2 separate regions of the Homo sapiens genome follow, and region 1 is linked to region 2. A link is a loop called in an ENCODE intact Hi-C map of the cell type or tissue named here. Cell type or tissue: mammary epithelial cell. All regions are shown on one strand. Links, peaks and the distances in the headings refer to the core of each region. The heading gives the core; the rest is flanking DNA.

Evidence for each region. Peaks named below come from ENCODE experiments on the same cell type or tissue, not always from the same donor. Only the 100,000 strongest peaks of a DNase experiment are listed, where the experiment ranks them.
Region 1: it touches region 2 in a loop (13-fold over the local background); 3 of 110 quality-filtered maps call a loop at or near these places.

The regions. Positions count from the first base shown.
Region 1 is chr16:22,944,524-22,954,727 of GRCh38, forward strand. No RefSeq gene overlaps it. Among named protein-coding and RNA genes, the nearest start is that of HS3ST2, 140 kb to the left of the region's middle. RefSeq lists enhancers at 4,493-4,542, 9,028-9,538. In mammary epithelial cell, for the core only: a CTCF peak has its summit at 4,453 (motif pointing left); a DNase peak (open chromatin) is centred at 4,438.
Region 2 is chr16:22,809,219-22,819,422 of GRCh38, forward strand. It overlaps HS3ST2 (heparan sulfate-glucosamine 3-sulfotransferase 2), which reads left to right and starts at 4,944. Exons shown (of 2, transcript NM_006043.2): 1 at 4,944-5,877. The coding sequence starts at 5,393. It overlaps LOC107984851 (collagen alpha-1(XVI) chain), which reads right to left and starts at 5,641. Exons shown (of 4, transcript XR_001752349.2): 1 at 5,489-5,641; 2 at 3,769-4,046; 3 at 3,065-3,183; 4 at 1-1,419. In mammary epithelial cell, for the core only: CTCF peaks have their summits at 4,110 (motif pointing right) and 5,011; DNase peaks (open chromatin) are centred at 4,273, 4,853, 5,573 and 7,463; H3K4me3 peaks cover 3,760 bases; H3K27ac peaks cover 2,452 bases.

The DNA of each region.
Region 1 (10,204 bases), core at 686-8,685, 140 kb after region 2:
ATCTTTATTATTATCAGTCTCTAGTCTTTGCTCTAAGAAACTTCTGAAATCCTTTATTTTCTATTAAATGCCAAGGACCAGTTTCTTATTACCTGGCTTGGAACTTTCCAGAAAGATGTATGTTTACACGCTCTGGTTGCCTGCTCATGACAATCTAAAGCTTAGATTTCTACCCAGGTGGTCTCATGGGCTGGAAAAGACTTCCACCAAACTGGGATCTCTTTGGGTTTGAGGAAAAGCAGCCTCGGTAGTGGAAGGGATAGTGGTTGGATTTCAACTCCAGCATCCCAATGACACCAGCCTCTGCACAAATTCTTCCCAGCGATGGTGAGCTCATTACCTCCAAATGGCTTTAATCACTTTGACTACTAGCTCAACTTCCCTGGTGAAAACTGTTCTGTGAACCAAATATGAGAGTTCATACATCTCTTACTTGAACTTATTTTTCTTCAATGCAAAAGGAGGTGGAAGAAGATCAGGAATTGAGGTCTTGAGAAGAAACAGAGATTGAATAGTCCCTGGACAGTGTCTTCCATTCTCTCTCAGTTTTGCTTCATTTACTAGATGACCCTTTCTGAGGGAAGATGAGAATAACCCTCTATACATGCAGTGATGACAAGGTGCATTAGTCAGCATAAGCCAGTTGCTGTAACAAACAATCTCAACATCTTAATAACAATAAAACTTTGTGTCTATCTTGCTTAAACCACAGTCTGTGGCAGGGTAAAGATGGCCAAACATTCTTTTTGGCCATTCTTTTGGTTGAGAGGGGAGATCCTTTTCCCTTCCCTGGAACCTATGATCAAATCTATGATTGATTGGATCAAAGAAATTTGTCAGAAGAGATGCTGTGCCCTTTTTAGGCCTTTAAGAGAGGCCAGACAGCCTCTGCTTGCACTCTTGAGGGGATGCTTTCCCCATGTGAGAAGTCAGATTACTCTGAAATTACCATATTGTGAGGAAGCTGAAGCCAGTCACAAAAAAGGCCACGTGAAAAGAAAGTGAGTAAGAGAAAGAGAGGTGCTGGCTGGCACCCAGCTGTTTCAGCCATCTCAGCACAACCCCCACACATGTGATGAGAGAAGCTATCTGGGACATTCCAGTCCACATCTCTGTGCCTGTCTCCCTCATCCTAGCTCAAGCTTCAAGTAACCCCCAACACCATCTTTCTTGGCTATCACCCAGATAAGATGGCCCCAGCTTCTGTGAGCAGGAATTCAGACAACAGAGGCCTCATGAGAATAGCATGGGCTTCTTTAGCTTTGTAAAGACAACATCTCCACGTGTGTGTGTGTGTGTGTGTGTGTGTGTGTGTGTGTGTGTGTGTGGTGTTAATATGTGCAGGATGTCCAGAGGTCAGAGGTAACCCCAGCAAAACCCCCAGGAAAACCATGATACACAAACTTGCTGTTTTTTTTTTTTTTTTTCAAAATTGCTCTATTTTATTTTATTTTATTTTATTTTTTTGCCCACAGCTTTATTCAAAATTTCTTTCTTATAGACACTTTGGTTGCTTTTCCAACCAAATTATTATATTAGCCATGGGTAATTCACTTCCCAATTGGTCTCTGTTGCTCACATTAACAATTCTTACTATTTAGTTACTGAGTTCTATTGGGTGCATTGCAGTGACTAGCTACAGAGCATGCTGTTAAGACCCAAACTCAAAAACCCAAATTGCCTAGGTTTGAATTCAGGCCATGCCACTTATTACCTGCGGGACCTTGAACAAGTTACTTGACTTCTCTGGTTCTCAGTTCTTCATCTGGAAATGTGGATAATAAGACTACCTACTTCACAGAGTTACTGTAGGGATCAAATGAATTAATATATATCAAGCAGTTAGTACGGTGTCTGGCACAAATATTAACTTTTATTGATAATGTGAATGTGACCAGCAAGGATGAGGTGCTGAGTTGTGATTGGTTGAACTGGCTTAGAATCTGATCGATCCTAATGTCCATGAGTGTTGGTGGTTCTTAGATTGGGTTCCCTAGGAGCCTCAAAATAATGATTCATCTGAAGGTAATTTACTAGGCATGCTCTTAGGAAAAGCCTGCAGGGGAGTAGAAAGTAGGACTGGGAAGGGAAGGAATGAAGTCAGGATGTGGCATCAAGCAGAGTAGATTCTGCTTATGCAGCAGAACCTAATCCTAACAAAACAATGATGCATGGTCACAGCTCTGTGAACTCCACTGTATCTGTATTAGTTAGGTTTCATGCTGCTGATAGACACATATCTGAGACTGGGTAATTTATAAAGAAAAAGAGGTTTAATGGACTCACAGCTCCACGTGGCTGGGGAGGCCTCACAATCATGGCAGAAGGTGAAGGGCATGTCTTATGTGGCAGCAGGCAAGAGAGAATGAGAGCCAAGAAAAAGGGGTTTTCCCTTATAAAACCATCAGCTTTCATGAGACTTATTCACTACCATGAGAACTGTATGGGGAAAACTGCCCCCACGATTCAATTATCTCCCACTGGGTCCCTCCCACAACAGGTGGGAATTATGGGAGCTACAATTCAATATGAGATTTGGGTGGGGACACAGCCAAACCATATCAATATTTCAACTTCACTATGTCTTAATATTACTCTAGTTAACCTTTATTGAGCAAATGTCATGTGCCAGGCTCCATGCTAAGTGATTTACATACATTATCTCATCTAATTTTCCCAACCTGATGAGCTATTACATAATACGTCCTAACAGGTAAATGATACATCAACATTTTCATTTGTTTTATGTAAATATCTAATGATGTTGAGTTTATTAGATTCTGCAGATGAAATATCCCCAGACACATTGTCATCTTCTAAATAATGCTGAGAAGATATGTACATTTATATATTGGCCAACACACACTTCTCTAGTGCAATGAAATTTGAACCACAGTGATGTGCAATTGCAGATTCTTCATTCTTAAAAGAGGCTAAAAACATCTAATTGTAATGAAGTTTGATGCCCATGATTTGGCAAGGCCCAAGGCCAGTGATGCCCTGAAGGTTTCATGCTGTGCACTAATTGATCAGAGTGTGGAGCACCACATTGAGTCTATCTAGGCTTAGCGGGAACGATTGTGTGGATCGATTAGTCCTCTGCATGGCTTAGGATCGGCAGCAAACTGTGTGTGCCAATCCTGTAACAGCAACAACAACTCGAGGAAGCTACTTTATAATTCCATTTTGCGGATGAGGAAACTGAGGCCCAAGGAAATAATTTTCCTAAAGTCACAGTTAGTAAGAGGCAAAGCTTGAATCACCCCTAAGTGTGTTGGGTGCAGGGCTGATGCTGGCAGCTCTCATGTTATTATGACAGCACCCCCTAATGTGACACCAACCCCTGTCTGGACCTTCAGCAGAAACGGGATAATGAGGGCTGCTTCTGGTTGGAGTTGCAGCCCCTTTCAGCTCCAGAATCCAAGTTCCACTTTTCTGAGCCCATCCTCCAAACACTTCCAACCACCCCAAGAGTTCCTAGGATCTGGGGGCTCCAGGTGGAGTCTCCTCCTTCCCCAGCATTCCGCGGGACTGGGAGGACTTGTCGTGGCCTGGCTTCCAGAGCATGCCTTTTGGCATGGCCGATCCCCAGCGGACCCTCCACCCCGACCGCACTGCACTCAGGGTCGTGCAGGTCCAGCACTCCAGTCCTGTCCTCCCCGGGTGAGGATTGATCCCGGCGCTTCCCTCAGCCACCTCTGTCGAGAGATGCAATTTACCACCAGCTCGGAGGTCACCGTAGAGGAACCCGGCCGCCTGCAGGCGCTTTTCTGCTGCTGCAAAAACCACTGAAAGGGCCACTTTGTGAGCCGCAGCGCTGCTTTCACAATCAGAGGAGCAGCCATGGGTCCGCAAGCTCTGGAGCCTCCTTGCGACTCCCCAGTAGGCTCGAAATCCCAGAAACCTCGGCTGCACCCCGCTCCGCGCATTCAGGAGAGGCTATGCCAGGACTGGCGGGCAGAGCGCAGCCTGCACGCGCGCCCCATGGCGCAGGATGGGGAGGAAGACGCCACAGAGACCTGCCGACACTCGTCATCCCTAAGCTGCCTGCACCCCTGCTTTGGGCCAGGCATGCCTGAGCGACTCACTCCCCTTTCGATCTTTGTATTAATAGCAGCTCTGTGAGGGAGCAGGTACTGTTACTATCGTGCCCATTTCTCAGAGGGCAAAACTGAGGCTCTGGGAAGTTAAATGACTTTCCGGAGGTTTCTCAGCAGGAAGGAGCAAAAACCTGGATTTAAACTCGAATAGTTCAACTCCAGAACCAATGGTTTTAAGGTAATCCCGGGTGACTCCACAGCACCCACAGTTTGATAAAGATAAAGTCACGATTTCAGCCTCAAAAGCCAACTGCACAGGGATCATGCGCCACGTGGCTTAACAGCAACAAAGGTGACAGATCCTTGGCCATAAGCCCTTCCCACTCTGGTCGCCTGTTCAACTGCGCCACCTACAGGTTGAGTTGCTCACTGTTTCTTTGGAGCCACATGGAGTTCGTTCATTCCTTCCTTCGTTCGTTCGTTCATTCATTCATTCATTCATTCATTTGACGTGTCATTCCACAGACATTTATTAATTTCTGTTCTGAGCCAGGAGCACGGAACTGGGCAGGATGCTGGGGTACAAAAGATGTCTATAGTCTAGCACAGGAGACAGACAAACTACCATAATACAGGATCAACTGATAGTGAAAAGGGAGAGAAGGAAGGAGGGCTGCCTGGAGGAGCAGTCTTTTCAGTTAAGATCTGAAGGATGAGTAGAAGTTATCCAGGCAAAGTATGGTCAAGAAGTGTGTACCAGGGCCAGGCACAGTGGCTCACGCCTGTAATCCCAGCACTTTCAGAGGCCAAGGCGGGAGGATGACTTGATGCCAGAAGTTCCAGACCAGACTGGGTGACACAGTAAGATCCTGCCTCTACAAAACAAATTTTTAAAAAATTAGCCAAGCATAGTGGCTCACATCTGTGGTCCTAGTTATTCAGGAGGCTGAAGTGGGAGGATCACTTGAGCCCAGGAGTTGGAGGCTACAGTGAGCTATGATTGTACCACTGCACTCCAGCCTAGGTGACAGAGCAAGACCCTGTCAAAAGAAAGAAAAGGAAAGAAGGAAGGAAGGAAGGAGGGGAAGGAGGGGAAAGAGGGGAAGGAAGGAAGGAAGGAAGGAAAGAAGGACAGAAGGAAGGAAGGGAGGGAGGGAGGGAGAGAAGGAAGGAAGGGAGGGAGGAAGGAAGGAAGGAAGAGAAATATGTTCCAGGCAGAAGAAACAGCATGGATGAAGACCCCAGGGTGAGCACAGACACAGCACAGACTCTCAGTCCTCAGTTATAAGAGGAACCAAGCCAAGTTCCACGTGACTGACACACAAAGTAAGAGATGCCAATGAGTGGCTTCCATGTTTTCTGTCATCTCACTGCCTCCATTATTTGAGATGGCCAATCGAGGTTGTCTCAGCCTTATGCAAAGCATAATGCAAGTATAGTTTGAGGCAAGGGTGCAGTCATAGCTCATGGTAACCTCAAAACAGCCTGCCTTCTACACAGGAAAACCTGAGCCCCCTCTGGAGAGAGGAAGAGTGGTAAGAAGTGGTGGGGGAGGAGAGCAGCTCATAATGGGTCTTGCAAGTCAGGTTAGCTCATTTGGCCTTTTTTGAGCAAATGGCAAATGGCAAATCATTAAATGTGTGGTGATAGGACACTAGACCAGCTTCTCCTTCTCACTGGAGAACTCTGGGAACAGAGAGACCGCTTGGCTGCCTTTAGGTTCCTAGGAAGCCTGGACCAACAAATGCATGCTTCTCAGTTTGGAACTTGTAACTGAGTCCAGACTTGGACCGCTCACTGCGTAACAGCCAGTAAGTTGAGAGACAAGTAGTCAGAGCAAGGAAAGCGACTGTATTTTGGAAAGCCAGCAAGCTGAGAAGACGGCAGACCAATGTCCTAAGAAGCTGCCTTAAAAGGCATGAATCTGGGCTGGGCACGGTGGCTCACGCCTGTAATCCCAGCACTTTGGGAGGCTGAGGCAGGCGGATCATGAGGTCAGGAGATCGAGACGATCCTGGCAAACACGGTGAAACCCCGTCTCTACTAAAAATACAAAATTAGCTGGGCATGGTGGCACGCACCTGTACTCTCAGCTACTTAGGAGGCTGAGGCAGGAGAATCGCTTGAACCAGGGAGTCAGAGGTTGCAGTGAGCCAAGATCGCCACTGGACTTGAGCCTGGTGACAGAGCGAGACTCCGTCTCAAAAAAATAAAAAAATAAAAATAAAAAAGGCATGAATCTGAAGCTTCTTTTTATATTGGGGAAGGGGGAACAAGGTGGGGTTGAGCTCAGTGGGAACTGGTGACCACAGACATCTGGGCATCAGCAGGAGTCCGAGGAGGTTGCAGAACTTCTTTGTCCTTGGTCAGATCACGATGCCCCTATAAATATTTAATTCAACATTGTTGTTTGTATGTACATCCTCATCTCCTTGGGTTTTAGTTTTGGGAAGGGGCCACTCTCATCCTTGCTTTGAAATTAAATTAGAAACAACATTTGTCCCATAGTTAGCTTGGCCTATGTGCAGGATTGAGCAAAGGCAGTTCTCTTGTGAGGTTAGAAGCAAGATGGAGCCAGCTACGTCAGATTTCTGTCACTGTTACAAAATCATATGACTTCTTTTTTCGAGGGCGGAGGAGGATGTTGAAGGCAGTCGCTCTAAAGGCCAGGAAAGGAGAGGATGTTTCTGCCCATTGCCATTGGTCTATCAGCACCCATTGTCCCCTGGAGCAGGACCCGAGGGAAGGACTCAGTCCAGAGCTGCTCACACTTTGCCAACCTTGCCCCAACCATCTCCAGCTGCCTCATAAGCCTCCTTCTCCTAATAGAGACCAAGGGGCCCCTGCAACAGAGATACCCCAACTTCCTCCTCTCTGCAACCAGATTCTTGAGCATCTTCCTGCTCTCCTTCCAGACCTCGTCTCCACTCCAGGAGAAGCATCTCCTCTTTTCCTTTGAGTCTAACTTCTCTGTCCTGTTTTCCAAGACTGACTTCCACCTATTGTCCCATCTCTCTTGAGTCTTCAATATTTTTTTCATCCTCCCCCTGCCAATGGGCATACTTAAGTTTCCAGAATTAAACAAACAACTCTTTTTTTCATCCTGGCCACCATCTTTCCTTTTCTCTCTCCTTTTCTCTACTGTCACACTTTTCTCCACAAAAGCAACCTCTGTTCATGGCCCTGCTTCCTCATGCTAGGGAAGTTTGTGTAACATCAACAAGGCTACCACTCCTTAAGCATTCCCTATCTGCCAGTTCTGTGTCACTTTGTATACATCGAGCTCATTCATTTCTAATACAGCCATGTGAATTTTGATCATCCTCATTTTACAGATAGGGAAACTGAGGCTCAGGGGAGGGACAATGAAGTCAATTGCTTAGTCATACTACTGGCTCCAAAGCCTGCCTCTAACCACTCTGCTCCACTGCCCTAATGGGCATCCTATGAGAGTAGCCGCCTGTCATTCCTTGATGTATCCCTAGTATACTTGAGGCATTCAGTAAATATTTAGTGACTGAATCAATGTTCAAATACTTTAATGACTTTTTGCCAGCTTGTCTAGAGGCCTTTCCTGCAAAGTTTTATAATTTAGTCATAAATATATTTGGTTGTAATGTTATATGTTTCATTATGTCTCGTGATCCCAAAATTACTTTATGAATTAAATATCTTGAAAAATAGAGTGGAATTCAATACAATTCTGAACCCATCTACCACATGTCTTCATCCTTGCTGTCAAAATGCCAGTGCCTTCTTAAACAGGAGAGAACATTGACTACATACAAACTTGGTTTAGCTCATGAAGTTTACTCAGACATGCATAGTACAAAACAAAAAAAAATCAAGGAGACAAAAATAATCAAAAGGGATGAATTTAGTAAATCCTGTACAAAATGCTGCAGGTCTGAAAATATTTATTGGAAGAAATATACACATTCAAGAGAGGTTATTCAGCAGACAGAAGAGAAAAAAGGCACCACAAAGATAAAGTGGTACAAATTTGGAAAAATGTTTCACAGAAGTAAAAAATTGTTTGAAATTCCTTTAGGCAAAGTGAAGAAAATATCCTTTCATTTATAAGACCAGGAAACCAAGTGACTGGCTGCAGATAAATGAGCTAGTGTCAATCAGAATGGGTTAAGTCCTGCTGCAGGAACAATCTCAAATCTTAGTGGCTTGACACAGCGAAGGTTATTTCTTGTTCATTTCACATTTCCAGCACAGGTTGATAACTGCTCCATGTTATCTTAATTCTGGGACTCTGGTTGATAGCACATCCTCTACTTAAAATATTACTAAGAGAGGCCGAGCGTGGTGCCTTACGCCTGTAATCCCAGCACTTTGGGAGGCTGAGGCGGGAGGATCACAAGGTCAGGAGTTCAAGACCAGCTTGGCCAACATAGTGAAACCGCATCTCTACTAAAAATACAAAAAAATTAGCCAGGCATGGTGGTGCGTGCCTGTAGTCCCAGCTACTAGGGAGGCTGAGGCAGGAGAATCACTTGAACCTGGGAAGCAGAGGCTGCAGTGAGCTGAGATCAAGCCACTGCACTCCAGCCTGGGTGACAAAGCGAGACTCCATCTCAAAAAAAATAAAAAAAAAAAAGAATACGACGAAGAGGTTCTTAACTGTGTACTAGCTTTTAATGGTTCTGCTTAGAAGTGACACAAGTCATTTCTGCTTACATTTAATTGACCAAAGCAAATTTCGTGGCTAAGAAGGAATGATTGGGCTCCTGGCAATCTCTGCAATATTGTTCTCCACCTTGCTGCCACAATCCTGAATGTGGACACATCTGCCTTCTCCTACCCTCCCCTACTGGCCTTTGTGGTGCTACCCTGTCTTGCTATGTCCATCTTTGCATCAAGACTTCTGGGTCTTGGAGGCTGGCCTCTCTTCCTCCTCCTTTACCCCAAAGTGCTTCTCAGCTTTCTGCTCTCCTTGCCCAGAGGTGACATGTAAGCCACATCCAGCAAAAAAGATGTGTTTTGTTTGGCCCATACAGGGTTGCTCATATTGTTTGTAATTTGTTCCCAATATTTAAAAACCAAACTGAATGCTCTTCTTCAATTAATTGGAGGATCTGGCCACACTGGACCACATTCCTTTGTGGACACAGGTAGCTCAGCTGAGTAAAGCTGGCCCTGTAGAGGAAGCAGGTGCTTGCATCTCTCCCTGGGCCCACCTGGTCCGCTGATGCTACTTATGTTACTGAATAAGCCACCCGGGAGCTCCAGATTTCCCCCCTGGGAAGGGGGAATCGCCTTAATTTAGTTGGTATCTACATGCAAATGACAATTTAAATCACAGTGCAGTCATGATCTCTTACCTGCATTTCAAGCCTGGATTTCTAACATCTATTAATCCTTCCTGCTCCCAAGACCATTTCGATGTGGCTCATGATTCTGCCATGTTCAAAACTATGGGCCTCAGGTGAGTTACTTAATCTCTATAACTCCTTAACTCATATGTAAAAATAAGAAAACGAAGTTACTATAAGACATAGGAACTTTACGACCCCCTGGTAGGATGCACTGAGATGAACACAACCTCATGTTGGTGGAATCCTTGTCTAAAATGCACAAGCACAATTTAATCATGAGAAAACATCAGACAAACCCAGATTGAGAGACAGTCTACAAAATAACTGACCAGTGCTCATCAAAAGTGTCAAGGTCATGAAAGACAAGAAATGGCACAGCCTGGAGGAAACCAAGGAGGCACAACAATTAAATGCAGTGTGGGCTGGGCGTGGTGGCTGACGCCTGTAATCACAGTACTTTGGGAGGCCAAGGCAGGTGGATCACTTGAGGTCAGGAGTTCGAGACCAGCCTAGCCAATGCAGTGAAACCCTGTCTCTACTAAAAATACAAAAAATTAGCCTGGCATGGTGGTGCACGCCTGTAATCCCAGCTACTCGGGAGGCTGACACAGGAGAATCACTTGAACCCAGGAGGCAGAGGTTGCAGTGAGCCGAGATCGCACCACTGCACTCTAGCCTGGGCGACAGAGTGAGGCTCCATCTCAAAAATTAAAAAAATAAAAAAAATAAAACAAATGTAATGTGGGATCCTGGACTGGATCATGGAACAGGAAACAAACATTAGGGGAATCATTGGTGAAATTTTAGTAAGCGCTATTACAGTTGGGACAATTCTAT
Region 2 (10,204 bases), core at 938-8,937:
ATTTGGATCATTTCTACAGGCAGTATCTGGAAGCCCCTTGAGCTTTTACCCTCTGATTTTATCCAAAGAATGAAGCACAACTGAAATCTCTCATTCTCGCTCTCAACCTCTTTCCTAAATGTAGCAGATATATGCACATCCTCTGATTCAGATGCAAACTTTGTACCTCACAGACCCTGCAGACCATGTGGCTCCACTTCACTGTCCTTTGCCTCATAGGAGTCACCCTCTTTGGGACATTTTCTCACATTTTTGCAAAACTCTGCTTTAGGGAACAGATTTGAAGCTTACACACTGAAATAAAACTGAATAACAAGGCTTGATTAGGCCCAAAGACTGAAGGGGAAGAAAATTTCCTATTTTATGATTTTAAATTCAAAGTCTTGAATGCAGGGCATTAGAGTGGGAAGGAAGATTCAAGAGAATGCTAATGTGAAAGAGAAATGGACTCAGAAAAAGAAAAGAAAGAGAGTGTAATGTGCTCTTTGGTTGCTATTCTATTTGAGCCCAGTTCTCCAGCCTTCTTCTTAATTTTGTGAGCTACCCCAAAGTTCCTTTCCTGTGTAAGATATCCCAAATCTCTTTTTTTCACTTCTAGTAACCCTTACTGTTTCATAAATAAAGAGCAATGGCAGTTAAGAATGAGAAGCAAAATAAATAAGATACAAGAAAAGTAGAGAAGTTGAAGAAAGTAACTGGATCCTATGACTGTCTCAAATTTGGAAGGGTTGCAGTCCTGATACATGCATATCCTTCAAAATAAGCCCCCCCACCTCCAACACTTTTTATTAAAATGGTATCTATTCCTTGCAACGGAGGGAGCAACTCTTTTTGTTTGTTTGTTGTATTGGTCAGCACTCTTTCAGTTGCAAGTGCTAACAGAAAGATAGCTAATCACTGCAGCAATAAAGTCCAGGGTCCATGCATTCCGCATGGCTAGATTCAGAGGTTCAAAGGATATTATCAGGAATCTAATTCTCCCTCCATCAGTTCTGCTCTCCTCTTTGTTGGCTTTATTGTTGGTTTCTCCTCTTGATAGCAGAGATGACCATTGGAAGCTTCAGGCTTATTTTAGATTAATTCATCATCTCAGAAAAAGAAGTTTCTCTTTTCCAATAGTTTTCACAAATGTTGTGTGGTTTATTCTCACTAGAAAGATTTGAGTTACTTTCAGTTCTTGAAATATAATTAGAAAGTGATGATGTCAGGCTTGGTCATATGCCTGTCTTTGAACTATGTTCAACCCATACAAACCACATGGGAATAAAAGAGGGAAAACTGTTTGTCCAAGGATGGCAAGGATTACTAGTTGTCCTCCATAACCATTCTTTAGTTCTTTCTTGATACCAAAATCTCAAAGTGTTAGCCAGGCATACAGCCATCCAGAATCAAGACTGCATTTTGAAGCATCTCTTGAAGCTAGAAAGTCAAATGATAAAATGCTGTCAAATTGAATACGAGTTGAAATAATACAGGCAACTTCCAAGAAATGTCCTTAAACAGATATGGCATGTCTTTACATATTTACTAATGACCAGAATGTGAACATTCTGGCTGCAGATGAATAAGTCATTGTAGACTATGTGGTGACTTTAGAATGGAGGAAATGCATGGTAGAGTAACAAGATAGAGGGAGCCTGGGTCCCAAACACTTTGGAGCTTCCATACAAGCCCTAAAGTACCTTCATCTGGACTTTCATGTGATTACAAAAATAAACATATACCTTGCTTAAGTGGGTGTTAATTGACAAACTACACAACCCAGCATAATCCTACCTGATACCCCCAAAGCAGAATCACGTTTGCTACTGTAAACAGATAAAGGTTTAGGAGATGGGCAGGTATGTCCAATGTCTCACTTCCTAAAAAATTCTATCCAAGTCAGTCATTACTCTGATTGGAAATTTGAAGAGGAAAATCTTCCTGGTTTTGATATATGTGAGTACCCAGGGATATCACAGTTTATGAATTCAAAGGTTAAAAATTATTTAAAAATTAAGCCAAGCACAGAATTATGAGAAATCATTATATTCATGTTTTATTTTCTAAGGGAAATAGTACTGATCACAGCAGATGACTCCACATTTAACCTTGTAATTTTAACAATGGAATACAAAAATAGCAGGTTCATGATGTGAATAATTGTTCAAAGTATATATAAGAGCTCCTTCCAGGCCAGGCATTGTGGCTCATGTCTGTAATTCTAGCACTTTGGGAAGCTGAGGCAGGAGGATCACTTGAGCTCAGGAGTTCAAGACCAGCTTGGGCAACACAGTAAGACTTCATCTCTACAAAAAATTAAAAAACTAGCTAGGTGTGGTGGCACATGCCTGTAGTCCTAGCTACTCAGGAGGCTGAGGCAGGAGGATCCCTTGAGCCCAGGAAGTGGAGGCTGCAGCATGAGCTATGATTGCACTACTGCATGCCAGCATGGTCAACAGAGTGAGACACTTCCCCTCACCCAAAAGAAGAAGAAGAACTCCTTTAAGTATATTTGTTTTGACATTTTTATTAACAATTAGAATGAGGAATTAATTAAATTGTGATCAACTGTGGAAATTACATGATGCCAAGTGAGTGGTTCATGCTTTGGGTAATGGAATCATAGAATCATGCAACATCTAAACTTTGAGAGACTTTTAAGGTGAATCATAGCGTCCCATTTTACAGCTGAGGAACCTGAGGCTTAAAGGGGGTCCACTTGCCCAAAGTACACCTGGAATAAAGGGTAAAGCTGGGATACAATCTTTCTACTTTTTCTTTTTGAATAAATGAAAGCTACCTCGTGGTTTGACTTCAAATAGACATTTAAAAAAAACTAGGGCAGCGAACTGATGAGACAAGATGAAATGCAATCAAGTCAAATCTATAAGGACCTACACATTGGGTCCAAAAAGGCCCACTGTACAAGCACAGTATGGGGTAGCTGTGCCTTAATCAGCAGCACTTGTAAGAAACATTTAGAGATGTTACTTGGCTGCAAGTTTGAGATGTCAGCAGTGTGATATAGCCACAAGAAAAAGATAATGGAGTCTTAGGTGGCATTACTAGAAATAGAACTTACAAAAGAGAGGTGAGAGTCCTGTTGAACTTTTCAATCCATATCTGAAATTCCTCGCGCAGTCCCAGGTGTGAGATTTTAGAAGAGACATAGACAAATTAGCTTACATCCAGGAGAGGAGCCTAGGATGGAATTATATGAATAATGGTCAAAGGAAGTTAGGAAGCTGCAAAGTGCTGTAACTAAGAGCTTGAATCTTGGAGTCAAGACTGCCCGGGTTTAATCCCAGCTCTGCCAGTTACTGTGTATATGTTTGTTAAATCTTCTTATCACTGCCTGTAGATTAGAAATTACAATAATACCTATCTCCAAAGATAAATGAGGTAGTGCATGTCAAGTGATTAGCGCATAACTCCCATAAAACAAGCACTCAATAAATGCTAGCTACTATTAGAATTAAGACAGCAAAGTGATGCCAGGGTAATGGTAACAACTTCATAGGTTGTGAATATTTAATCAGTTAACCCATGCCAGGTGCTTGATACAAAGTTGGCAGCTATTATTATTATCTGCCGTAGAATTGGTTTAAGGTTTCTAGGGATGGGACTAGTTTGGGGACAAAATATTTTCTGGTTTGGGCTAAGATCCACAGAACCTAATGATCAGTTTACAGCCTGAGGAAGGAAGTCAGTTATACCCTGATCAGGGTGGGGGTCATGGTGGTCATCTAGACATTCTATGGCTGGGTGGTGGTGGAGGGCACTCACCTTGTGAACACTCGGACATGGTGAATTGGCATTGGCATTGCTGTTGAAGGACAACTCAGCCGTGTTCTTAGCCATGGCCATTTAGGCCTGTTCTGATGCAGGGTTCTGATCCAAGGTACCAGTGTGGTCCCTCAGGGAAGTACTGGGGATCGTCACTTATGCCTGTTCTGGACATGGTCACCGAGAACTGTCCTGTAGGCATTCACTTAGGAATCATTCGAAGTGGAATTGCTCCTGGATACGTTCTCCTTGTACTCTGTTTCCTCCTCCTAGTGTCTCTGTGTGAAGAAGCCCTCCTCACTCAGCCCTCGGCGACCCTCTGGTACCCTGGACAGCTCCCCGGGGAGCAGTCTACCGCTAGGCGGCGGCTGCTAAGAGAGGAACCCTCCTGACGCGGAGTCTGCCGCTCCGGGGCTCGCTCTCCGGCAGGCCCGGGGAGAGGTGGGGTGACAATGGGTTGGGGTGCGCGCGTGCCTCATAGGTGCGAGACAGAGCGAGCCGCCGGGGTGTGAGTCAGCGCGCTGGGGGCTAAGAAGCTGGGTGAATAGTCACGGAATCTCACTCACGCTCGGCTCCTCCACCCATCCCGTCTACAGCGCGTGTCCCAGTCCAGGGCGTGCGTGCGCTCGGTGTCCGATTCCGGGCTGTGTGTGTCCATTTGGCGAGATGTCGAGAGCGGGGGGAGTGTCCTTGTCGGTGTATCTGGGCCCAGGTTAGGGGACTTCTCCTCCCCACCCCCGCGTGGGTGTGGGGGTGTGTCCGGGCTAGGGCGCGTGTGCTTCTGTGCCTGTGCGTGCGTGTGCGGGTCAGGGTGGTGGGACCGCGCATCAGGGCAGGGTGCCTGCGTCTGCGTCTGGGTCTGTCTGGTCTGCATGTCGGCGCGATCTCGACCTGGATTCGTGTCCCTGGATGTCGAGAGGCCAGCGTGGTGGGGGTGTCCAGCCTCCCGGAGGAGTACTATGCCTTGACACCTTCGTTTCACCGCCCCAAAGCTGGCCTGGGGCTCCGTAGGGAGTGGCCTGCATGGGGAGGGCCCGCGTGCTGTGTTTCTGGGAGGGGTAAGAGAGTGGGGGCGCAGGGGGCGGGCCAGGTCCCTGGGCGCGGCGCGGGCTCGGGGGACCCGCGCGGCTGACGTCAGGCCACTCCTTAAATAGAGCCGGCAGCGCGCTCCGCTCGGCATTTCCCGAAGAGCCAGATCGCGGCCGGCGCCAGCGCCACCGTCCGGTCCACCCGCCAGCCCGCACAGCCGCGCCGCCGCCGAGCGTTTCGTGAGCGGCGCTCCGAGGATCAGGAATGGGGCTTCGGGCGCTGGGCGCGCTCCGAACCCGGCGCACGTAAGAGCCTGGGAGCGCCCGAGCCGCCCGGCTGCCCGGAGCCCCATCGCCTAGGACCGGGAGATGCTGGAAATGCAACCGCCTGTTCCCCGAGGAGCCGCTGCCCCCGGGACCCCCTGGCACTGTGCGCACCCTGGTCAGCAGCCCCCGGAGAAGACGGCGCCCCCAACGCCCGACCCGCGTGGCCGTGGCAGCGCCACGCGAGCCCTCTAGGCGACCGCAGGGCCACAGCAGCTCAGCCGCCGGTGCCCCCTCGGAAACCATGACCCCCGGCGCGGGCCCATGGAGCCATGGCCTATAGGGTCCTGGGCCGCGCGGGGCCACCTCAGCCGCGGAGGGCGCGCAGGCTGCTCTTCGCCTTCACGCTCTCGCTCTCCTGCACTTACCTGTGTTACAGCTTCCTGTGCTGCTGCGACGACCTGGGTCGGAGCCGCCTCCTCGGCGCGCCTCGCTGCCTCCGCGGCCCCAGCGCGGGCGGCCAGAAACTTCTCCAGAAGTCCCGCCCCTGTGATCCCTCCGGGCCGACGCCCAGCGAGCCCAGCGCTCCCAGCGCGCCCGCCGCCGCCGTGCCCGCCCCTCGCCTCTCCGGTTCCAACCACTCCGGCTCACCCAAGCTGGGTACCAAGCGGTTGCCCCAAGCCCTCATTGTGGGCGTGAAGAAGGGGGGCACCCGGGCCGTGCTGGAGTTTATCCGAGTACACCCGGACGTGCGGGCCTTGGGCACGGAACCCCACTTCTTTGACAGGAACTACGGCCGCGGGCTGGATTGGTACAGGTAAGGACCAGGAGCTCCGCTCCGTGCGCCGGGTCTCTGATCGCTTCCATTGGGAGAGCCATCCGTCTCTTGTGTTTTCTCTTTCTTTTAACCCAACTCATTGTATGGGTTCAGGCTGACACACAGGGCCATGGGGGGCTATAGCAGAATTTACCCAGAACTTCCCAGTGATAATCTAGACGGGCAGTTTCTGGAACTGCAAAGGGCGTTCCCTCGTCACTGGAGTCGTTGGAAAAGGATTATCTCCAGTCAAACCTAAGTGCCAGCTAAAGGGCTAACTCCCTCTGTGACCAGCCCTTAGGGTGCCCAAGGAAGGGACAGGCGAGGACCTGTGCTGCCTGAACACGGCACCATCCTAACCCTCTGTAGGTCTTTGCTGGTACCCAGCCCCTGAAGGACCCTGAGAAAGATAAGGCAGTTCAGAGACCCCTTGCAGCAAGGCTCTGTTTGGGAAAGGTCCCCAGAGTTCAGGCCAAATGACAGTGCATCGCCAGAGGTCTCCAGTAAGAAAGATGCCTTAGGGAGTCTCAATCTCAAACCCAGGTATTTGCTGCTGTACTGGGGCTGAGACCCCCAGTAGCTCTGGCCCTGGTAGGTGGTCTTTGAGTAGTGGAAAGAGCCCTGGATTCGAGTCTTGGGTCTGTCACTTAAGCTTGAGCAAGTTTCTTAAACTCTATCAGCCTCTATTTTCTCATCCATCCCAATGGGCAGGAAAACAGCCCTTGCCCTGTATACCTTCCAAGGCTTTTCTGAAGTGCCTTAAAGGTGTAAAAAAGGCACTTCACTTTAAGTGATGCTTCTAAACCAGCAGCCAAAATGTGGAATTTGAAGGTGGGCCCTGCGGGTGAAGGCTAGCAAGGGTGCTAGGGGCAGCCAGTCATGCATAGACTGTCTATGCTTCCCATGCATGCCAGGGAGGAGAATTATCCCCACTGGGGGAGTCAAGGCACAGACCAAAGCTTCTGTGAGGTGGCAGCGTCCACGCCTCAATGCCTTTCTGCCTCCCTAGCCCTGTATGGTGCTGAAGTGTAGGACTGGCCCACATGTGGGTGGTGTAATGTCCCGGCTCCCTGTTAACACATAGGTCACAGAATTCTCACAATTCACCTGACCCTTTGAAGACTTTCTAGAAACATCTGCATAGTAATGACGTTGGGGAGGGGTAACATGGTAGCTGACAGAGTAGCTGAGGCTAAATCTGCTGTTTTTATCTACAGCTTTAGGCAGTAGAGGTCATATGCATATTGGACAAGGGACAACTTTGTTAGAAAGAGGACCCCACTGGGCTTATAATAGAGGGCCCTGGATTTACCAAAAGTAGGGGGACCGCAGGCCTGATTTAGCACCTTTGCAGGTTACTCCTGGCTCGCAATGGTTGTAGTTGTGGGGACGAGTGGGTCATGCATCATCCTTAGCAGGCAGACACATAGTCTGTCCCCATTGCAGCCAACCAGGGGCTAGCTAGCCTGTGGGTGGCCCCAGCACCATTATGTCTGGTTAATAGGGTAGGGTGGCACAGAGTGGCAGATCTGGCTTCATGCCAATGCCAATAGCCCACTGTGCTTTCCAAGCTGTGACTCATGGGCATCCCGTCTAGGTGCATGTGGACACTGTCTGAGTCAGATCCCGGGATGGAGGAGGCAAACACATTGAACAGCAGAGCCCAGAGTGGGTCAGCCATGACCACATTCGAATGCAGGCCAGCATTTCCTCGATGGAAAATCTGAAGATCATTATGACACCTTTTGCCAATGCGAAGTGCCTTTTAAGTGCAAAACAGCAAAATTCTGAGCATCTGGCTTTCAGATAGTGTGCCCTCCAATAAATACCTATGCCCTGAACCCAGACTCTCCTCCCTCCCCTCTCTTCCTTCCACCACTAAACAGCATACCTCAGGCTTCCATCCTGGAGCCCATGTCATTCAGGGATGGCTGCTTTTTATTTTTAACCTTGGCATGTGTGATTCTAAGCAAGCTTAGCTGTGAACCTTAGAGAGGGAAGCCATGTCTTATTTTTTATTTATTTATTTTTTTTTAGCACATTTGGATTCTGCTAAAATTCTCAGCTGAGTCTTGGTAGGTTTTATTTAACATCAAGCATGCTGACAGCTCTGCTTCTCTCTTCTCTCCCCCTCTACCACCTTTCCCCACTTTATATTTCTAAAAGACTATCCTAGAGGTCTGGTCGTAATTGCCCTCTCCCCATTGCTTGACCAGGAAGGCTGGGAGGCTCCAGTGTCAGGAAAAGGCTGTGTGGTTTGTGCTTCTTTCAGTTACAAATCCACACCCCTAGAGTCAAGTGTTTAGCTTGTGGATTGCCATTTCTGTGCAGGGTAATACTACCCCACTTAGATGCTGTTTCCATAACCTCCAGAACATCTTTCTGTATGTAAAGAACATTTTTGTACATTTCTTTTTATTATGACCAAGTCATACACATTAACTGCAGAAATCATGGGGATTTCTGGAATCTTTTAAAACCCATGTTCTTACTTTCTTCCTGAATCCCATGAGCTAGGTACGGTGGGTGACAGGATGTTCCGCTCTCTGTCCACTGCCTTGTCAGTTCACAGCTTGCCATCATAAAGCCAGGGTCCACTGGGCAGACATAGCCAAAGAACCCTTGCACCCATTGGAGTGGACTGTGCTTTCCAAAGGGGGAGGTGCAGAGTTGCAGGCAGTGTGGATCTTAGTATGATCTGCCCACATCAAAGCCCCTGGTGATAACTTCCTGATCAGGAGGCTGAAATCCAGATAGTGGAAAAATCAAAAGCTTTACCCTTAACCCAAAGGAGGGGCTTCTTTCTGTGGGTAAATGGAGATAAAGCTGAAGGCCGAGTGATATAGCCAGAAAGACACCATCATTTGGAGAGACCAGGAGACAGAGTCTGCACCTTCTTGTCCTTAGCCTGATCCTTCTTGGGAACCACTCCCGTTCAGGCCACTACCAGAGAGCCCAGCCTTCTGCAGTGGGTTCTCTCCAATTTGCTGTCTTTCTGCCATGCCATCTCTGATGCTTACCTCAACTATGTGTCTGGCCTGGGTTCTCCCCCACCCACATTTCCTCCCCGAGGTAAGAGCTGCAGGGTGGTATCTCCTAGCTGCTTGGACAGGTGGGCAAAGCAACACCAGGCTGATGAGGGAACCAGGACAGGGAACCACAGTCAGAAGACCAGAGGTGGTCACCTAGGTGCTGTATGATTTGAAGAAAGGTGATTCTCCCAAGTCTCAGCTTCCTCATCATGGAATGGGACCTGTAGTAACTATCCTAGAAACGTGTTGTGAAGAATAAATGCAAAACTGTACATGAAATTGCCCTGGAAAATTCTATGATATATAAAGACAAGGCAGTAATGTTACTACTGTTATTGCTACTAATTACTACAACACTCCTGTTATCACTATTAGTTCTGTTAGTATTAAAAATATTAGTTTCTGATGCTGCTGCTGTTACTAAATCGGGCTGAGGAATTAATCAATTGCTATAAAGATAGTTCCATACTTTCCTCTTTATTCCTTCCCTTCCCTTCCTCCTTCCCTCTCTCCCCTTTCCCTTCTCCTTTTCCTTCCTTCCTTCCTTCCTCCCTCCCTCCTTGCCTGCCTTCCTTCCTTCCCTCCTTCCTTCCTTCCCTCCCTCCCTCCTTCCCTTCCTTCCTTCCTTCCTTCATTCCTTCCTTCCCTCCTTCCTTCCTTCCCTCCCTCCCTCCCTTCCTTCCTTCCTTCCTTCCTTCCTTCCTTCCCTCCTTCCTTCCTCCCTCCCTCCCTCCCTCCCTTCCTTCCTTCCTTCCTTCATTCCTTCCTTCCTTCCTTCCCTCCTTCCTTCCTTCCCTCCCTCCCTCCCTCCCTTCCTTCCTTCCTTCCTTCCTTCCTTCCTTCCCTCCTTCCTTCCTTCCCTCCTTCCTTCCTCCCTCCCTCCCTCCCTCCCTTCCTTCCTTCCTTCCTTCATTCCTTCCTTCCTTCCTTCCCTCCTTCCTTCCTTCCCTCCCTCCCTCCCTTCCTCCCTCCCTCCCTTCCTTCCTTCCTTCCTTCCTTCCTTCATTCCTTCCTTCCTTCCTTCCTTCCCTCCTTCCTTCCTTCCCTCCTTCCTTCCTCCCTTCCTCCCTTCCTTTTCTCTTTCCTTCCCTCCTTCCATGTTAACAGAAAGTCAGTTCACATATCTGGGTGTCAGTCTGCTCACCTGTGAAATGGCAATGATGCCTGAACTGCTTTGCAACCTTATAAAAATCAAGTAAGACTATCTACATGAAAATGTTTTTCCAAATCTAAGGTTATCTTTAGGATGCTCTCCATTCTAAGGAAGTTTGGATGTGAAATAGACTCTTCAGGGT